Linked DNA regions of Homo sapiens: region 2 is linked to region 1. A link is a contact called in ENCODE Hi-C or POLR2A ChIA-PET data. All regions are on one chromosome and are shown on one strand. The core of a region is the stretch at or near the end of the contact, and the rest is flanking DNA. Distances in the headings are between cores, read along the strand shown.

Region 1 (4,772 bases), core at 38-2,537:
TTACTTCTCTTTAAGTTTATGTTTACCTTAACATTCCTTTCCTTCCTCAGGTTTGCTTTTTGTCTATCTCCATTTTTCACTATTACGTAATTCACGGAGTTGCTGGGGGGAAGTGCTTAATTTCAAATAGCCTGTTTTAGAACTTTGCGAGAATGACAAGAACAAACAGAATGTTAAGGCAGCTAGAGAGAGTTAAGTGAGAGTGGTCCCTAGGTGAGAAATGCTTCTTGCCTTCTAGGCTGACACCAGTTCTGGGGGATGTGTTCTGAGAGCTCATATTAACTGCAGGTCATTGATCCTTATCTCAATCCCCTTCCTCTCCCTTCAGCTTTCCATTCAAAGTCTCTATCACATCTTGAAGTGTTGTCACATTATTTTTTTTCTGATGATTCCCTCCATCAGCTGAGCTTTCCAATTTATATTACCTGATTTTTTTTTGTCTTCTGCTTTTTACTACCCCTTTTTCTAAAGCTTTATTGATTGTGTACTTTGGATTCTAATTCTTCCTATAAGAGTCTTCCTGTAATTCTGTTTGCAGTGTAGTGCTGTCCACATTATGTGTTGGTTACATGATAGGAAGGAGTATGGGGGCACCTCGGTCACATATGTAAAGTTCTTTAAGAGAGCTGAAGGGCGCTGATACCAGTTCATGTTTTTTCGGGGTAGCCCTCAGATATTAAGCATGTTTACTGTATTTTCTTCTATTGTGAAAGAATCAGTTCTCTGGATTTCCTTAAAGTTTGTCTTTACCATTCTCCGCACCCTACTCATTTTTCTATTTAAGAATTTTTTTTTCTAATCATGTAGTACATGTTCAATATGGAACACAAAAAGGTAATAAGAAAAAGTCACCTACAGTGTCGCCAAAGGTGAAAACACCTTATGTCTTTTTTCGTGCATAACAATATCCCTCTCAATCTTATGCAGCATTTTTAAACCTAGGAGACTTGTCTGAATCCAAAGGAAGTTAAAGATTACGTTATTCACCAAGTTCATACTGAAATCAGAGAATCGCAGCGGCTTAAGAAAACTCGCATCTGGCGAATGAACCTGCGTATCCGGGGTTCTCCTCAGGGAGGTTGCTCGTCCATGAAACACACTCCAGTCTGCAGCCACCTGGGAGTGGGAACCAAGGGCGAGCGAACCGGGCGGGCAGGGGTGGAACTTGCGGGGACTGCGGGTATGAGGAGGAGCTACAGAGCTGTCACCAATCAGAGCCCAGCTTTGTTTTCTCTTGCCGACCAATGAGGGAGTTCTGCTGGAGAGGCGTCTTCAAGTCTGAGACGCCTATCGCCTTCGCAGCCTATCAGCAGGCCCCTCTTACCCGCGGGCGGTGCAGCCCCGCCCCGCCCCTCCAACCGCGGTCCCGCCCCTCCGAGGGTGGGGGCCGTGTTGGTTACTAGCCGGGCTGGAGGCGGGGGCCGGGCTCCCACTGGGCTCGTGCGTTCTGCGCCCGCCGCGGCGGTGCCGAGCCCGCTGGCTCCCGATTGTCCTCTGCGGCGGTGGCGGTCGCTGCCTCCTTGCCTCCGGGCCCGGGGCTGCAGGGGCCAGAGCGAGTGCGCCTCCTGCCCGCGGACCGCGGCAGCCCAGAGCAGGTAATGGGGCGCCTCTGGGGAGCGCCTGTCGGAGCCCAGGGCTAGGCTCGGGCGGTGGGGTCGGCCCCCGAAGCTGCTCCCTGCGCCGGCGACCGGGCCGAGCGGTGCCGCGGTCCTCCGGAGCCTCCTGCCGGCCTCTAGGCGCCTCAGCCTGGGAGCCCGCGGCGGGCACCTTGTGAGGAGGTGGGGGCGGGGCCGGGGCAGGGGCGGGGCCGCCTCGGGCGGGACCCTGAGGACCCCTGGAGACCCCTGTTGACGCGCGGGACTCCGGGCGGGGGCGGCGGCGGGGCAGACCCAGAGCGGGGAGAACCGACAGGTGGAGGAAAAACTGCGGAGTTGAGTCAGAGTCCGGCTCCCCGGGGAAAAGAACCGACTGAAAGGGAGCGATAAGCTGGCTGGCTTCTTTTTTTTCTTTCCCTAAGCCAGAAAGGCGTCTTCACTTGGGTCGTGTTAATTACATGTTTTCTGAGAACAGGCGTTTGGCCGTGTAATCTACACGATAGCATTATTTATTTACTTATTTGCTATTTAAAAAATTAAAAGCAGCATTTAGCGTGAATCTATTTGGGGGCTTTTTCTTAAGTGACAGGTAGACCCAGCCGAGTAACTCAGCTTTGTCTGGGCTGAAGTGGGGAGCGGTGAGGTAGGAATGAGGGGGAGGAGTGTTCGTGAGGAATGCCTGTGCAGGTTTGAAAGGATTGTGGGGGTGGGACCTTGTTTCTGTCACTGTGCCATGGGTGGGAGTAGAATTGTGATTTTTTTCTTTTTCTAATTTTTAAAAGCAATATTCACATTTAAAAAAGGGGGGGCTCTCTAAAAACAGTCTCTGTACTCGAGGCTTTGGGGATGCACCTGCTAGTCAGGCAGTAATAGTTTGCAGGTAAATCCTGGGCTATTAATTACGTAATTTGATTTACTTATAAAGAAGTATCTTGAATTGTTGCTGCCTTTCCTTTGACTTGCTCAATATATTGCTTGTTTACAAGTGAATTGATGAAGGTCACTGAGTTTTAGCGGTAATGTCACAGCGATGGCCCTTGGAGAGTTTTCTATGCTCAGGTTCACTCTGGTTCTATAAAAACAGTATTTCCATTTAATCGTGAAGCTCATAGCACTCTATCAATTATATAGTATGCCATCCTCCTACTCTTCTGAGGCAGGCTGTGCATAGCATGTCCATTTTACAGGTATGTCAACTGAAAGCCCTAGAAATGAAAGGAATCCTGCCCCACTTTACTCCTACTTTATTTTATACCTATAATGGATTTAATCCAAAATCTGGGTAAGATTCCCGCCATCAAGCCAACTTCTGCATACCAATTTGATCCCGTATACACAGGTCAGAGGTGGAGATGGTTATTTTCAAGTAAAGAAATATTATCTGCGAGGTTTTTCTTTCCATTCAGGTTGCTTAGCTAGTTTGAATTTCAGGTGAAAGGTAATTTTCCACACAGGCAAAACAAACAAAAGTTAGGAATGCTGTGTGAAAATCTCTATTTTAAATTTTGGGAAGCTTTCCAAATTAGAGAACCTTATTTGTGTTTGCATCTCTAGCTCAGCATTGAATTTCGGTACCTTTTTTTGAATTGAATAGAAATAATTGATATGCAGAAGGAAAATACTAATGAAGTGTAATGCATTTTGATCATGACTTATGACTTTGTTTCGGGAAGTGTTTACTGTAAATTTATAGACGGATTGAAGAATAATTTCTTAATTAGAATAACTTGACCAAAGGAGTTTGGGCATTAGTGTGGGACAGGCTGAAATGGGTAGTTGGGAGTAGCCGCTTGTATGATGTTAAGGCTTAGGGAATTCTAGAGAATCGTTAGGTTTTGTTAAATTTACTAGTTATCAGGAACATGAAAATGTCTTATGGATTACTGAATGGAACTCTTTTTTTTTTTTTTTCTGAGGTGGAGTCTCACTCTGTTGTCCAGGCTGGAGTGCTGTGGCTCACTGTGATCTCTGCCTCCCTGGTTCAAGTGATTCTCCTGCCTCAGCCTCTTGAGTAGCTGGGACTACAGGCGCATGCCACCACGCCCAGCTATTTTTTTTTTTTTAATATTTTTGTAGAGATGGGGTTTCACTATGTTGGCCAGGCTGGTCTCGAACTCCTGACCTCAAGTGATCTGCCTGCCTTGGCCTCCCAAAGTGCTGGGATTACAGGCGTGAGCCATTGCACCCAGCCTGAATGTAACTGTTCTAATCATGAAGTTATCTCTTGTTTTGTGGCTAATACCTCTGTTTCACATGTACATTTTAACATATTCATGTAACATATAAGGCAACTCTTCTTACACAAGGCTGTCACTCTAGCCCAGCATTTATTTACTTATTTATGTTTTAGTGGCTTTATTTAACTTTTACTCTCCTGTCAAAATTTCTAGCACCCAAGCAAAAATTTCCATAAAGGAACTTTTATCATCTGTTGATTATACAGAAAATGAATCATTTATTCTCATAAGCCCAGCCCTCTTGCATTGTGGGACACTGGAAAGATATTTTGGCTGTTTGTAAAGTATTTGCTTGTATTCTTACCTGAAGCTTTGACTTCTCCCCCTCCCCCAATGGTTTTCAGAGTTTCTGTGACTTTTTTCTTTAAATTAATTATGACACTACCTGACTTCCACTAGATGGTGCACTGGGGGGCGCTTACTGGAGATTTCAAACAGATTTTTGTTTTTCCTTGTTATAAACATTTCACTGACAAAGATACAAAGGTACTGCAGCTGTTTCTCTCCTAATTGCAATTCAGACAAAATTGTAATGAATGACTTAAGTCTTGAGTTTTGGCCAGGCATGGTGGCTCACGCCTGTAATCCCAGCACTTTGGGAGGCCGAGGCGGGCGGATCACAAGGTCAGGAGATTGAGACCATCCTGGCTAACACGGTGAAACCCTGTCTCTACTAAAAAATAGAAAAAATTAGCCGGGCGTGGTGGTGGGCGCCTGTAATCCCAGCTACTCGGGAGGCTGAGGCAGGAGAATTGGCCTGAACCCAAGAGGCAGAGCTTGCAGTAAGCTGAGATCGTGCCACTGCACTCCAGCCTGGGCCACAGAGCGAGACTCCGTCTCAAAAAAAAAAAAAAAAAGTCTTGAATTTTGTTAAATGAGATACATTCGGAAGGAAAGGGTATTCCTTCATTTTGAATTTAAAGTGAAGGAAATTGTTAGT
Region 2 (4,784 bases), core at 1,603-4,102, 1.1 Mb after region 1:
AAGTTGCCATCATGAAAACGCTAACAGAGAGAACACATATAGATGTCATGTGGACCTTACACTGCTATCAGGAAAGCACGTACAAAAAATAGTTAAGACGGTTTAAAAAAATCTTCAAGATAGAATTGCTTATCTTGGTATTAAATGGCAGAAGTATCATAATCTCTTTCAAGAAGGAAAAAAAATTAAATATTCCCAGACTGCCCTGCATATTAATAGAAAAAAAATTCTGTTCCACTGTTCTGATAACGAAGTCAAAAGACAGTTACATTCCTCATAAGCCCACAGATAACTAGCACCTGGGCGTGGAGTAACTACTTAATTTTTTTTTTTAACTTCTGATTTTTTGATAGATGGGGATAGAATCAGAAAGAGGAAGAATGTCGGAAGTTTGCCTAGAAAAAAAAAATCTTAAGTTGGAATGATTAGAACTACTGAAATTTAACAGTCCCAAATGCTGTCTTACAGAAAACTAATTACTCTTTTCAAGTTTCAAGGTAATCTGTACAGAAACAGAACTATTAAAGTTGGAGCACTAAGAAAAATTAAAAATACATAAATAAATAAATAAAAATAAAGTTGGAGCACTAAACTGAATAGTCAGTAACACTGGGATCAATTCTCAGGACTGCTATAAGAAAAAAAGGCATATTTCTTTCAAAGATTTATTCGAGTACTTAATAAAATCATTAGTACATGATAAATTCCTGCCTTAACTCCTTTCTTTAAGAAAACTGAGGGAAACTGACAAAGCAAGCTGGTAACATGATTTTTCCTATCATTCCACTGGCTATGAGGGCATGTGTGTTTTGTTCCCCATTGTTGTCCAGTTCGTAGACACAAAGAGGGTGGGTGCTAAGCAAATACTGACTGAACACATGGATTGGTGTTTTCATTTCAACTGATCATGACTAAGTACTGTAGAAGGAAAAGTAAAAATCTCAGGAACATATAAAGTAACCAATTCAATCAGATCTTCCAATTCTGAAAGATTAGGGAAGGTGTGAAGGGGAGCTAAGATGAATCTTAATACATGAATAAGACAGGTGGAGAAGAGCACAAAAGGGTAGAAGAAAAGCACTTAAAAAGGAACCAGCATAAGGCCAGGCACGGTGGCTCACCCCTGTAATCCCAGCACTTTGGGAGGCTGAGGCGGGCAGATCACCTGAGCTCAGGAGTTTGAGACCAGCCTGCCCAAAATGGTGAAACCCCGTCTCTACTAAAAATACAAAAAATTAGCCCGGTGTGGTGGCGGGAATCCCAACTACTCGGGAGGCTGAGGCAGGAGACTCGCTTGAACCCGGGAAGTGGAGGTTGCAGTGAGCTGAGATCACGTCACTGTGAAACTCTATCTCAAAAAAAAAAAAAAAAAAATTCATAGCAGGGCAGGGCGCGGTGGCTCACACCTGTAATCCCAGCACTCTGGGAGGCCGATGTGGGCGGGTCACCTGAGGTCAGGAGCTCCAGACCAGCCTGGCCAACATAACCAAAACAACCTGGCTAAATTCAATCTCGGCTAAAAAAAAAACTACACAAATCAGCCAGGCATGGTGGCGCGCGCCTGTAATCCCAGCTACTCGGGAGGCTGAGACAGGAGAATCGCTTGAACCCAGGAGGCAGAGGCTGCAGGGAGCCGAGACTGCACCACAGCACTCCAGCCTGGGCGACAGAGAAAGACTGTCTTAAAAAAAAATTATTAAAGACTTCTCAGAAAATAGTAATCTTTCTTCTGGTTAAGAATAAAACTTAAAAAGTTATCAGTGCCTACAGATTAATCACTCTTCTGTGGTAGAAAAATTTCGACGATTCTGCACGTCAAAGCAAACAAGGTAAACAAAACCACTAATTACTAAAAACCTTTTGGATTTAGAAACCTAACTCGCCGGGCGCGGTGGCTCACGCCAGTAATCCCAGCACTTTGGGAGGCCGAGGCGGGCGGAATACGAGGTCAGGGAATCGAGACCATCCTGGCTAACACGGTGAAACCCCGTCTCTACTAAAGAAACCCCGTCTCTACTAAAAATACAAAAAATCAGCCGGGCGTGGTGACGGGCGCTTGTAGTCCCAGCTCGTCGGGAGGCCGAGGCAGGGGAATGGCGTGAACCCGGGGGGCGGAGCTTGCAGTGAGTCGAGATTGCGCCACTGCACTCCAGCCTGGGAAACAGAGCAAGACTCCGCCTCAAAAAAAAATAAAAAAGAAACCTAACTCAAGCCAGGGTGAGACTACGAATCACGGCTTTGGCTTTAAGTGCCTGTTGTACTAAGACCGATGTAATCACCTCGGTCAAGTCCCTTTGCCTTTGGCCTCAGTTTCCTCATTTGCTAACGCTGGGCAGGGAGAAGAGAGTCAAACTTTGCTGTTCTCACTGGGCATCTGAGATATGGAGGGAAGGGCGGAACAGAGGCGAGACACCCGACCCGACCGCTGATGTCGCCCCAAAAAGAAGTCAGCTCGCAGGGCTCTGGAGGCTTCAGCAAGCCAGGCCACCCAGACTCCTCGCTCCAGCAACCCCGGGGCCTGCCCAAGCCGGTGGGGCAGGAAGGAGGGCCGAAGGGCCTAACCCCTTCCTTGCTACTCGTTGACTTCCTACCTTTACTGCATACAATTTGCCGCCTTTCTGCCCCAGATACACTTTCCCGAAGGCGCCCCGGCTAATGGGCTTCACTATGCTGAATTCCTCAATGGAGGGCGGTTTTGGCACTGCGATCCTATTCACGCCCTCCTCAGTCGCCGCGCCTCCTCCAGGCTCCTTCTTGCTTCCCGCGGTGGGATCCATCGCTGGACAGCATACAGCGGCCCCGCAGACACTGCCCCTCCGCGAGCAGCCACTCCCGCCAACTGGGTTCAAAGTGAGGCTCCGCCCACGCCGCGCGCGGCCGTGACGTCACCCCGCCGCCGCGCCCCGCCCTCGTCACCTCCCCTACGCAGACGCGGACGGAGGGGGCGTCGGGAAAGCCCCGACTTCGCAGCCTTACACTCTTCGTGGGCGGCGACCGCGGCCCCACTGACATCATTCCTCATGAGGGAGGAGGCACAAACAGTTCTGGGCCGACCAGAAAAAGGACGACTGGGACTTGACTCTGAATCGCAGGATTTGAAGAGATTTCTCCTGGCTTCCCAACGAGGCTGGTGGGAAGCGGTCCTCCTCCCATACACGACCTCCCACCCTCGCGAGGCGTAGAAACCAGTTCTGACTGTACAGTAAAGCGAGGGCCAGGGCTGAGGTCTGGAAGCTAATGAAAGCACAGAAAGTGTCGAAACTGGATGAGCAGGAAGCGAGTGGCCTCCCCTGTCATCTGACGTTTTCCCAGGATGTAATTTGCCTGACTGAAACAGATCAGGACCAACAGGGAGAGTTTTCGATTTAGTGTGAGGAAAAGAGCACTAAATTGTAGCAAAAGACCTTATTGCTCAAGGCCCAGTCAGAAGATTTCATAAGGAAGCTGTAGAAAGTCTTAAGAGGAAATCAGCCGGGCGTGGTGGCGGGCACCTGTAATCCCAGCTACTCGGGAGGCTGAGGCAGGAGAATCGCTTGAACCCGGGGAGCAGAGGTTGCAGTGAGCCGAGATCGCGCCACTGTACGCCAGCCTGGGCGAAAGAACGAAACTCCGTCTCCAAAAAAAAAAAAAACGAAGAAAAAGTCCAAAGAGGGTAAAGGCTGTTCTCCCCTTAAAAAACAGCTAAAGACCTTTGGGGGCGCTGCTCCTTGTAAATGTCAACTACTTCCGCGGGAAAGAACGCGCAGGCACTTGGCCTTGTGGGCGCTCACTTGCCCCGGAAGTACTGTTGAGTTAGCGCCTCGCCTTCCGGGGCGGATTGTCTGTCGTTGCAGTAGCTGTAGGAAGGGGAGGCCATTTTCCGTTTCTGGGAGGAGTGAGGGGCAACGGGTCGGAGAAAAAGGAAAAAAGAAGGGCTCAGCGCCTCCCCGCCGGGCCGTGGACAGAGGGGCACAGTTTCGGCAGGCGGGTGAGGTCGCTGAGGGCCCGCCGGAGATGTTTTCCTTGTCGAGCACGGTGCAACCCCAGGTAAGCCAGGCATTCAGCCCATTTTTTTTCCTCCCGCCCTGCCCGTGGCTGTTTGCAAATTGCGCTCGTGGAAGCGATTTCTCAGAAGGGACTCTAGAAATGAAGTGATGTACTCAATGCGAATCCCAGGATTGAGGAGTGGATCAGGGGACGACGCTGAGAGTGGGCCGGAGACTTCAGTGCTGACGATGAAGCTGTTGAGGGCAGAGGCGGGATGTGAGCTCAGTGATAGAGAGAGACCCTGGCTTATCGAACTGATTGCGTGGAATTTCTGCTAGAGAATCCGTCCGGCATTGTTCAGTGTCCGGCGTTCTGGGGTGGGAAAATGTCTGTACCATACATTAAAGGGAGCAGGTAATGTTCCCTTTTTTCCGACTTTCCAGTGGCTTTAGTGTTCACAGCCCCTATCCCCTGCTCTTTATTTCCTTTTAAATGGAATTTAAATTTAACCCAAACATGGTATAATATTTCGGATGGCCAGCCATGCAAGTTTTTTTCTCATTTTGACCAGAAGTAACTAAAATGTGTATTTCCGAGTCGTAAACTGTTTGCAGTTAAAATTTTGATTCAGCCTCATCCTCATCGTTTTGTAAAACAAAAGGTAGTGAAGAGAAAAATGATTTCAAGGGTTTTCATTACGCTCTTGGGCAATCACTTGTGACAATGTTTTATTCTTGCTTCATTCCAGTCTCTTTTTTTGATGGTAACATTTTAATAGATTTTTTGAGAGTTCCTACAGTTTTGCAAAGAAATAGTTT

What was found. A loop is a pair of places that touch in the nucleus more often than their neighbours do. ChIA-PET counts read pairs that join two places held with the same protein, here RNA polymerase II (POLR2A). Pooled maps may share reads with other maps.
Region 2: a map of B cell shows a loop between it and region 1 (35-fold over the local background). The contact joins the promoter of MASTL here to the promoter of MPP7-DT in region 1. A Hi-C loop is called at or near these places in 4 of 168 maps with a recorded cell type or tissue (B cell, CD4-positive, alpha-beta T cell, CD8-positive, alpha-beta T cell and 1 more) and 16 of 50 pooled maps. POLR2A ChIA-PET finds 5 or more read pairs at or near these places in 2 of 52 experiments (CD4-positive, alpha-beta T cell and naive thymus-derived CD8-positive, alpha-beta T cell).

Annotation. Positions count from the first base shown.
Region 1 is chr10:28,299,684-28,304,455 of GRCh38, reverse strand. It overlaps MPP7-DT (MPP7 divergent transcript), which reads right to left and starts at 1,287. Exons shown (of 2, transcript XR_930772.3): 1 at 27-1,287. It overlaps MPP7 (MAGUK p55 scaffold protein 7), which reads left to right and starts at 1,392. Exons shown (of 17, transcript NM_001318170.2): 1 at 1,392-1,595. RefSeq lists a silencer at 1,206-1,845.
Region 2 is chr10:27,153,420-27,158,203 of GRCh38, reverse strand. It overlaps MASTL (microtubule associated serine/threonine kinase like), which reads right to left and starts at 2,852. Exons shown (of 12, transcript NM_001172303.3): 1 at 2,592-2,852. The coding sequence starts at 2,777. YME1L1 (YME1 like 1 ATPase) reads left to right here and starts at 3,820. Exons shown (of 19, transcript NM_014263.4): 1 at 3,820-4,026. The coding sequence starts at 3,994. RefSeq lists enhancers at 2,161-2,410, 3,031-3,090 and silencers at 2,765-2,963, 2,761-2,970.